2 separate regions of the Homo sapiens genome follow, and region 2 is linked to region 1. The links are chromatin contacts, found by Hi-C or POLR2A ChIA-PET in ENCODE. All regions are on one chromosome and are shown on one strand. The core of a region is the stretch at or near the end of the contact, and the rest is flanking DNA. Distances in the headings are between cores, read along the strand shown.

Region 1 (4,430 bases), core at 884-3,383:
TTCTAACTCCACTGCCTATCCCCAAACTTATAAGAACTAATGATAATCCCACCACCCTTTGCTGACTCTTTTCAGACTCAGCCCGCCTGCACACAGGTGAAATAAACAGCCTTGTTGCTCACACAAAGCCTGTTTGGTGGTCTCTTCACACGGACACATGAGACATCAGTAATTCTATTTCGAACATGCTCAATTTGAAATGGGCATTAGATATCTGATATGGTTTGGATCTGTGTCGCCACCCAAATCTCCTGTTCAATTGTAATCCCCAGTGTTGGAGGTGGGGCCTGGCGGGAGGTAATTTGATCATGGGGGCGGAGTTCTCATGAATGGGTCAGCACCATCCCCTCGGCACTGTTCTCCTCTTAGTGAGTGAGTTCGGGAGGGATCCGACTGTTTGAAAGTGTGGGGCATCTCCCCATTCCCTGTCTTGCTCCTGGTCCTGCCATGTGAGACACCTGCTCCCGCTCTGCCTTCTGCCATGAGTGAAAGCTCCCTGAGGCCTCCCCAGAAGCAGATGCTGCCATGCTTCCTGTACAGCCTGCAGAACTGTGAGCCAATTAAACCTCTTTTGTTTATAAATTACCCAGTCTCAGGCCTTTCTTCAGCAGTGTGAGAACGGACTAATACAGCATCCAAGCATGATGTGTGTGAGGCAGTTGGCTGCTTGAGCCTGTGTCTATAAAAACAAGCTGGAGACAGTGGCTTGGGGAGTCAGCATGCAGATGAAATTTAAAAATCATGGCTCGATACCTTCATTTAAGGAGGGTGAAGAGATCAAAAGAAGGGTCCAAGGCTGGATGGAGGCTGCACCACTGCCACCACAAAGGTGAGAAAGTGAGACCCAGGGAGGCCCCCTGAGAAAGGCTGAAGACCAGGGAATGCTGTCTCAAGCCAAGTGAGGAAAGGCCTTCAAAGAGATGGTGAGGTCCACCGGAAGGCTGGGCAGGGTATGGGAGGGAGATGGCTGACCTGGAGATTCGGAGAGGGTGCAGTGACTGGTAATACTGAGGTCTAGAGTCTCATGGGTGTTCACAGTGGGACAGAGGTGTTATCATAAGGATGGCATATTATAAAGGATGCTTCCAGGTTCAAGTACAGGAAATCCTGGCCAAAGTGGCTTAAACAACAGGGTGTTGGCCAGGCATGGTGGCTCATGCCTGTAATCCCAGCACTTTGGGAGGCCAAGGCGGGCAGATCAGCTGAGGTCAGGAGTTCAAGACCAGTCTGGCCAACGCGGCAAAACCCCATCTCTACTAAAAAATACAAAAATTAGCTGGGCTTGGTGGCACGCACCTGTAATCCCAGCTACTTAGGAAGCTGAGGCAGGAGAATGATTTGAACCCGGGAGGCAAAAGTTGCAGTGAGCCGAGATCGCACCATTGCACTCCAGCCTGGACGACAGAGCAAAACTCCGTATCAAAAAAAAAAAGAAATAAATGAAGAAAAAGAAAGAAAGAGAGAGGGAGGGAGGGAAGGAAGGAAAGGAAGGAAAGGAAAGAAAGGAAAAAAAGGAAGAAAGTCATGGATGCCTCCGCAGCTCCCCACGTCATTTACCAAGGCCACTTGCCCATACCACAGACAGAGAGTCCTTGGTTTCTGGTCCTGCCAGTCAGAATTGGGCGGAACTGCCAAGTTGGCCCAACCCTACTCCAATCCCTGACAAAGGGAGCGGCCTTCAGGAGGCTCGGCTCTCTGTGCACTTTGCTCAAGATACCTGAAGAATGATTACTTTGAGGAAGAAAGGAAGACTTTTAGGAAAGAAGCGACTTTGTTTTCGCGGTCAAGGAGCGAAGGCCCCAAGAGACCAAGGTAGACGCTGAAGGAATCCGGGAAGATGACAGAAGCGGTGAAGAGACGCGAGGTGGGGCCAAAATCTTCACTAACCAACAAGGAGGGCTGCGGGGGCTTTGGAGGGCCTCTTTTCTCGCAACCGTGGCCCCTCCGCCCCTCACCTGCCCCTTGAGTGTCTGTGCAGGGGTCTCACACGCGAGCTTGGCTACTCAGACCAAGCCGGTTTACCGTCACCATGGCAACAGCGCGTCCTGGGCTGGGGCGGGGCCAGACTGCCAGTGCCTTTGTGGCGCATTAGGAGCTAAGCCAGTGATTGGCCATCTGGGCGCGGGGCGGGCTGAGTCAGTTGGAGGGGGCGGGGCTGAGGCTCCGGTGAACGCCGTAGGCCCGGGCTGGGCCGAGGGAGATGATGGATGCCGCTTCTTGCCACTCCCCGGGGGCACCACAGAGAGCGGGGAGCCTGCAGAGAGCAGGGACAGCGGCTTCAAACGCACTGTTTCCGGGCAATGTCACTAATACCAAAGTCATGCCTCCCACTGGACACTCCTGGGCTCCCATCCTTCCTACCAAGAAACTTTCTCTGTGAAACCCACGAAACAGCTAGAAATGGAGCCCAAAAGATAGCCAGGATAACAGACCACAGAGAGGATCAAGGCCCAGCAGGACCTGGCGACTCTAACGCTCTGGCACTAGGGTGTCTAGAATGGGAAGCCCCCAAGGGGCTGGAGTGGGATGGGGGTGTGATGCAGGCCGCCCACCAGGTTCCCTCCGGGCAAAGCGGCAGGGCCCCGCGCTTCCTGAGCCTTCACGGAGGTCTAGTGGTCCCTCTGCCTGAAAACCTGTCTGTTTGTCAGGAGGAGTTCGGAGCATATAATTTTGGGGAGCCATTTTCTTCTAGGGAGTTCACTTTCCTGTGCGGGGCGGCGGAGGAAGACAACACATAACTGAACGACAGATGAAGATAAATTATAAAAGAACATTGTTTAAGTGTTTAATCAGACAATGAAGAGAAACCCAAAACAATGAAACCTTTTCAAGGAAGTAAGGTACACAATAAAAAATCTCTTGGAGGAAGTATCAAAGCTTAAAGATGAGTGGAAAATCGGCTTGCTTTTTGGGGACCAAAAGAAAACAGATTTTTTGTTTGTTTGTTTTTTGAGACGGAGTCTCGCTCTGTCGCCCAGGCTGGAGTGCAGTGGCGCAATCTCGGCTCACTGCAAGCTCCGTTTCCCGGGTTCAAGCCATTGTCCTGCCTCAGCCGCCCGAGTAGCTGGAACTACAGGCGCTCGCCACCACGCCCGGCTAATTTTTTGTATTTTTAGTAGAGACGGGGTTTCACATGTTAGCCAGGATGGTCTTGATCTCCTGACCTCGTGATCCACCCGCCTCGGCCTTCCAAAGTGCTGGGATTGCAGGTGTGAGCCACCGCACCCGGACTTTTTTTTCTTAACACAGAGTCTTGCTCTATCGCCCAGGCTGGAGTGTAGTGGCTCGATTCTGGCTCACTGCAACCTCCAGTTCCCAGGTTCAAGTAATTCTAGTGCCTCAGCCTCCCAAGTAGATGAGATTACAGGCATGTGCCACCGCGCCCAGCTAATTTTTGTATTTTTAGTAGAGACGAAGTTTCTCCATGTTGACCAAGTTGGTCTTGAACTCCTGGCCTCAAGTGATCCATCTGCCTCAGCCTCCCAAAGTGATGGGATTACAGGTGTGAACCACTGCTCCCAGCCGAATTTTTAAAATATACTTGAAAGCTGGTTATCTATGAGCTGATGGCAAGTTTTTTTTTTTTTTTTTAAAGACAGAGTGTCACTCTGTCGCCCAGGATGGAGTGCAGTGGTACAATCATAGCTCACTGCAGTCTCAACCTCCCAGGCTTAAGCAATCCTTCCACCTCAGCCTCCTGAGTAGCTGGGACCACAGGCGCACACCACCACACCTGGCTAATTTTATTTTTTATTTTTATTTTTGTAGAGATGGGGGTCTCATTATGTTGCCCAGGCTGGTCTGGAGCTCCTGGGTTCAAGCGATCCTCCCACCTTGGCCTCCCAAAGTGCTGGGATTACAGGTATGAGCCACCATGCTTGGCCCCAGTTGCAAGATTTTATTAAAAATTTTATAGGTCAAAAATGTAGAGGTTAAAAGACCCTCCTGAGGAAGCTAAACAAAGTGCAGACAGGTACAAAGCTGAACTCCATCGGCTCAAAGAAAACAGTGCCCGGCAGAAGATGCCAGAGCAGTTACATTCAGGAAGCTCCATGCCAGTGGGAGCAGCCCCCTGAGTGAGAACTCCCTGGACTATCTGTTCTAGAAGCCCTGCCTTACAGAGTGGATGATGTGAAATTGTGAGCAGTTTCAGCTGTAGGCAGCAAAAACTTGGCCCAACAACAGAAAGAGAAGATAAAACATCAGAGGAGAGAGAGGACAGATGTCACCCAGACAAATTCTTTCTTAACAAGGGTTGAAAAAGGAGGCGGCTAGTTCCCATGCAGTGTGAGCCATGGGTGGTGGGCAAGATCACAACACACTGCACAAGGCAGAGGCAAGATGTGAGAATGAATGCAAGTCCTTGCCGGGAGTCCCCATGACCCCATCAGCCACAGGCCGGGGCACTGCAACAGAGGCAGACTGCACAT
Region 2 (4,430 bases), core at 794-3,293, 98 kb after region 1:
CGCCTGTAGTCCCAGGTACTCGGGAGGCTGAGGAGGGAGAATCGCTTGAAACCGGGAGGTGGAGGAGCAACCTCCTCTGGGAGGCTGGAGCTCCACTACTCTCCAGCCTGGGTGACGGAGTAAAAGACTGTCTCAAACAAAAAACAAAAACAAAAACTGTAAAACTGGTTTGTAACTCCTGTGCTGCATCTAATCTCACCATACCTCACCCAAGGTAAACTGTTTTGTTTGTGTTTTTGTGTTTGAGACAGAGTCTGGCTCTGTTACCCAGGCTGGAGTGCAGTGGCTCGATCTTGGCTCACTGCAGCCTCCACCTCCTAGATTTAAGCAATTCTCCCGCCTCAATCTCCCAAGTAGCTAGGATTACAAGCATGTGCCACCAAGCCCAACTAATCCTTGTATTGTTAGTAAAGATGGGGTTCCACCATTGGTTGGCCAGGCTGGTCTCAAACTCCTGACCTCAAGTGATCCACCTGCCTCAGACCCCCAAAGTGCTGGGATTACAGGCATGAGCCACCGTGCCTGGCCAAATCTGAGCTTTTTATAAAATCTTCATCATAATGGTTCTTAATAATGTTGACTTTGAAGTTTTCTTCCCTCCAACAACAGAGAGTGGGGAAAAAAGATAGTTCATAAAGATCAGTTGATCTTTTTAAAATAATTTTTTTTAAGACAGAGTCTTGCTGTATTGCCCAGGCTGGAGTGCAGTGGCACGATCTCAGCTCACTGCAAGCTCCGCCTTCAGGGGTCACGCCATTCTCCTGCCTCAGCCTCCCGAGTGGCTGGGATTATAGGCGCCCACCACCACGCTCGGCTAATTTTTTGTATTTTTAGTAGAGACGGGGTTTCACCGTGTTGGCCAGGATGGTCTCGATCTCCTGACCTCGTGATCCGCCCACCTCAGCCTCCCAAAGTGCTGGGATTACAGGCGTGAGCCACTGCACCTGGCCTAAAATAATTTTTAATTGACAAATAATTGTACATATTCATGGGGTACATAGTGATGTTTTGATACATATAACGTATAGTGATCAGGATAATTAACATCCATCATCTCAAATATTTATCATTTCTTCCTGTTGGGAACATTCAATATTTTTCTCCTAGCTATTTGAAACTATTATGGTGAACCAAAGTCATCCTATGGCATAGAAAACCAGATAGCTGTACTTATGTATATCCTTTAGCAAATCTCTCCTTATCCTTCCTTTCCCCCTACCATTCCCCTTTTAAATTTTTTTTTTTTTACTTTTTGGAGACAGGGTCTCACTTTTTCGCCCGGGCTGGAGTGCAATGGCGCGCAGTCTGGTCTCACTACAACCTCTGCCTCCTGAGCTCAAGCGATCCTCTCATCTCTGCCTCCAGAGTAGCTGGGACCACAGGCTCTCGCCAGCACGCCCCGCTAATATTTGTATTTTTCTTTTTATAGAGACGCGTCTCGCTATGTTGCCCAGGCTGATCTTGAACTCCTGGGCTCAAGCAATCCGTCTGTCTCCGTTTTCCAAAGTGCTGGGATCACAGGAGTGTGCTACCGCGCCCAGCCTTGTTTTTTTAAATTATTTTTTGTTGAAGGGTCTTGCTGTATAGCCCAGGATGGAGTGCAGTGGTGCGATCCCGGCTCACTGCAGCCTCGACCTCCCGGGCTCAAGCGATCTCTCCGTCCTCAGCCTCCCAAGTAGCTGGGACCACAGGCGCGTGCCACCACCGTGCTCAGCTCCTTCCCAGTTTAACTGTGGTTAAAACTGGTGTGTGAAGGCAATGAGAGAGACCCGCGAAAAATGAGAAACAAGGGTTAGGGCTGACGTCTTTTGCGGACAAAGAAAAAGAAACCAAAGTTTCCTCAGAAAACTTAAGTTGCCTCACAGCCGCCTGGTATCAGGAAACACTGAGCCCGCCCAACGCGGGATCCTCCAGGGGCAGGCCGCCTGAGGCCCACCCGGAGCAGGCGGGGCGGCCGCAGGACCACGTGGCCCAGAGCGCCCTTCCAGCGCTGCCGGCGGCGGGGCGGGTGCCGGGCGCGCCTGCTGCGCGGGGCGGGACGCGGACTCCCAGGCTCTGCGGAGAGCGGCTGCCACTCGCCTCTGTTTTTTTCTTGAGACCTAGTCTGGCTCTGTGGCTCAGGCTGGAGTGCAGTGGCGTGATCACCGCTCACTGCAGCCTCAGCCTCCTCTCGCCTCAGCCGCTCGGTAGCTGGGACCACCAGCGGGCGCCACCACTCCCGGCTACATTTTTTTGTATTTTTAGTAGAGACGTGGGTCTCGCCATGTTGGCTAGGCTGCTGCCGAACTCCGGGGCTCAAGCGATCCGCCCGCCTGGGCCTCCCAAAGTGCTGAGACTGCAGGCATGAGCCACCGCGCCCGGCCGAGAGCCTCTTTTGGCTCCTCCTTTCGCCTTTCCGGGGCCAGGCGTGTGCAGCTCTGTGAAGGGTCCCCTCCCTCTGCGGGACGTCCTCGCTGCCGAGGTCAGAGGTGCGGAGAACATGAGACCCGAGGTGCGTTCCAGCATGTTCCTGCAGCCCTCCACTCCCGCGGTTGCGTAACTCAGATCCCTGAAACACATCGCACATACACGTGACTGGTGGTTTCTCTCTTTAACCCTGATAGATACAGGAGTCCACTAACAGAGATAAGGAATTGTACCATGTACTCCATGCTTCAATAACTGGGTGCTTAGAGACAAGCCTGAGTTCTTACTGCCATCCTAACACCCGCAGCAGAGGTTAACCTACTATCGGACAAGTGGTCAACTTTTCTGCCTTCGGGAAGACTTGGGGCTGGGCTGAGAGAGATAATCTAGAACTTTTATAGTGATCCCGTGTACATTTCCCTAGAATGATGGATTAGGGTATAGTGATTAAATATATAATGTATACTTTAATATACATTAAAAAGTTCTGGAAGGATGTACTTCAAAATGTTATCAGTGGTTTCTTCCATTTTTCCCGTTTGGAATATTGGAACAACCGACTATGTTATTTTAGCCCTTTCTCCTTCCTTCATTGCTTCTCCAAATTCAGGGGCCTCATTGGAGCAAACTTGTTTGCAGGTCATCTGGGCACCCTCTTGAAATAAATCGTCTCTCTTTGCTCTTACAGGTCTCAACTGCTTCTTACCAATATTAATTCCAGTGACTACTATCAGAATATGATGAGCAATCCACTCATCAGAGAAGCTGTTTCTACACTCTCCTGAATGACCATTTTATAGATGCTGGGAAAAAATTGTATTAAAGACTATGAGTTAGCTGGGCTTGGTGGCTCACGCCTGTAATCCCAGCACTTTGTGAAGCCAAGGCGGGAGCATCGATTGAGCCTAGCAGTTCAAGACCAACCTTGGCGGCATAAGCGAGACCCTGTCTCTACAAAAATTTTAAAATTAGCCAGGTGTGGTGGTGTGCACCTATAATCTTAGCTACTTGGGAAGCTGAGGTGGGAGGATTACTCAGCCTAGGAGGTTGAGGTTACAGTGAGCTGGGATCACACCACTGCCCTTCAGCCTGGGTGACAGAGCAGGACCCCGTCTCTTAAAAAAAAAAAAAAAAGTGGTGGACTTTGTTATCCTTATGCATATGACTCATCAATATATCTGTATTTCCATATAGAAAGAACACTTAGACCGGGCACAGTGACTCACGCCTGTAATCCCAGCACTTTGGGAGGCCAAGGCTGGCGGATCACTTGAGGCCAGGAGTTCCAGACCAGCCTGGCTAACATGGCAAAACCCTGTCTCTACTAAAAAATACAAAAATTAGCCTGGTATGGTGGCACACGCCTGTAATCCCTGCTACTCCGGAGGCTGAGGAATGAGAATAGTTTGAACCTGGGAGGTGGAGGTGGCAGTGAATCAAGATTGCTTCACTGCACTCCAGCCTGGGCGACAGAGTGAGACTCCATTTCAAGAAATAGATAACTAAATAAATAAAATAAAAGAGAACACTTAGAAAGGAACATGCTATAGCAAACTAAAATTATAGATGTCAAAAATTTAATCTGGATTACCCAGCATCTCCTATAAGAAACAAAGGGGCCCTCTCCCTCTCCCTCTCCCTCTCCCTCTCCCTCTCCCTCCCCCTCCCTCTCCCTCTCCCTCTCCCTCTCCCTCTGATGCCGAGCCAAGGCTGGACGGTACTGCTGCCATCTCGGCTCACTGCAACCTCCCTGCCTGATTCTCCTGCCTCAGCCTGCCGAGTGCCTGCGATTGCAGGCGCGCACCGCCACGCCTGACTGGTTTTCGTTTTTTTTTGGTGGAGACGGGGTTTCGCTGTGTTGGCCGGGCTGGTCTCCAGCTCCTAGCCGCGAGTGATCCGCCAGCCTCGGCCTCCCGAGGTGCCGGGATTGCAGATGGAGTCTCGTTCACTCAGTGCTCAATGGTGCCCAGGCTGGAGTGCAGTGGCGTGATCTCGGCTCGCTGCAACCACCTCCCAGCCGCCTG

Evidence for each region. A loop is a pair of places that touch in the nucleus more often than their neighbours do. ChIA-PET counts read pairs that join two places held with the same protein, here RNA polymerase II (POLR2A). Pooled maps may share reads with other maps.
Region 2: a loop to region 1 is called in a pooled map, with 3 times the contacts of the local background. The contact joins the promoter of LINC02916 here to the promoter of LINC02633 in region 1. A Hi-C loop is called at or near these places in 3 of 50 pooled maps. POLR2A ChIA-PET finds 5 or more read pairs at or near these places in 7 of 52 experiments (BJ, HEK293, K562 and 3 more).

What each region holds. Positions count from the first base shown.
Region 1 is chr10:43,320,861-43,325,290 of GRCh38, forward strand. It overlaps LINC02633 (long intergenic non-protein coding RNA 2633), which reads left to right and starts at 2,134. Exons shown (of 2, transcript XR_945901.3): 1 at 2,134-2,840. The region is part of intron 2 of LOC105378271 (a long non-coding RNA gene); the gene reads left to right.
Region 2 is chr10:43,418,576-43,423,005 of GRCh38, forward strand. It overlaps LINC02916 (long intergenic non-protein coding RNA 2916), which reads left to right and starts at 2,044. Exons shown (of 2, transcript NR_186397.1): 1 at 2,044-2,491; 2 at 3,095-4,430. RefSeq lists a silencer at 1,847-2,106 and enhancers at 2,103-2,839, 2,197-2,276.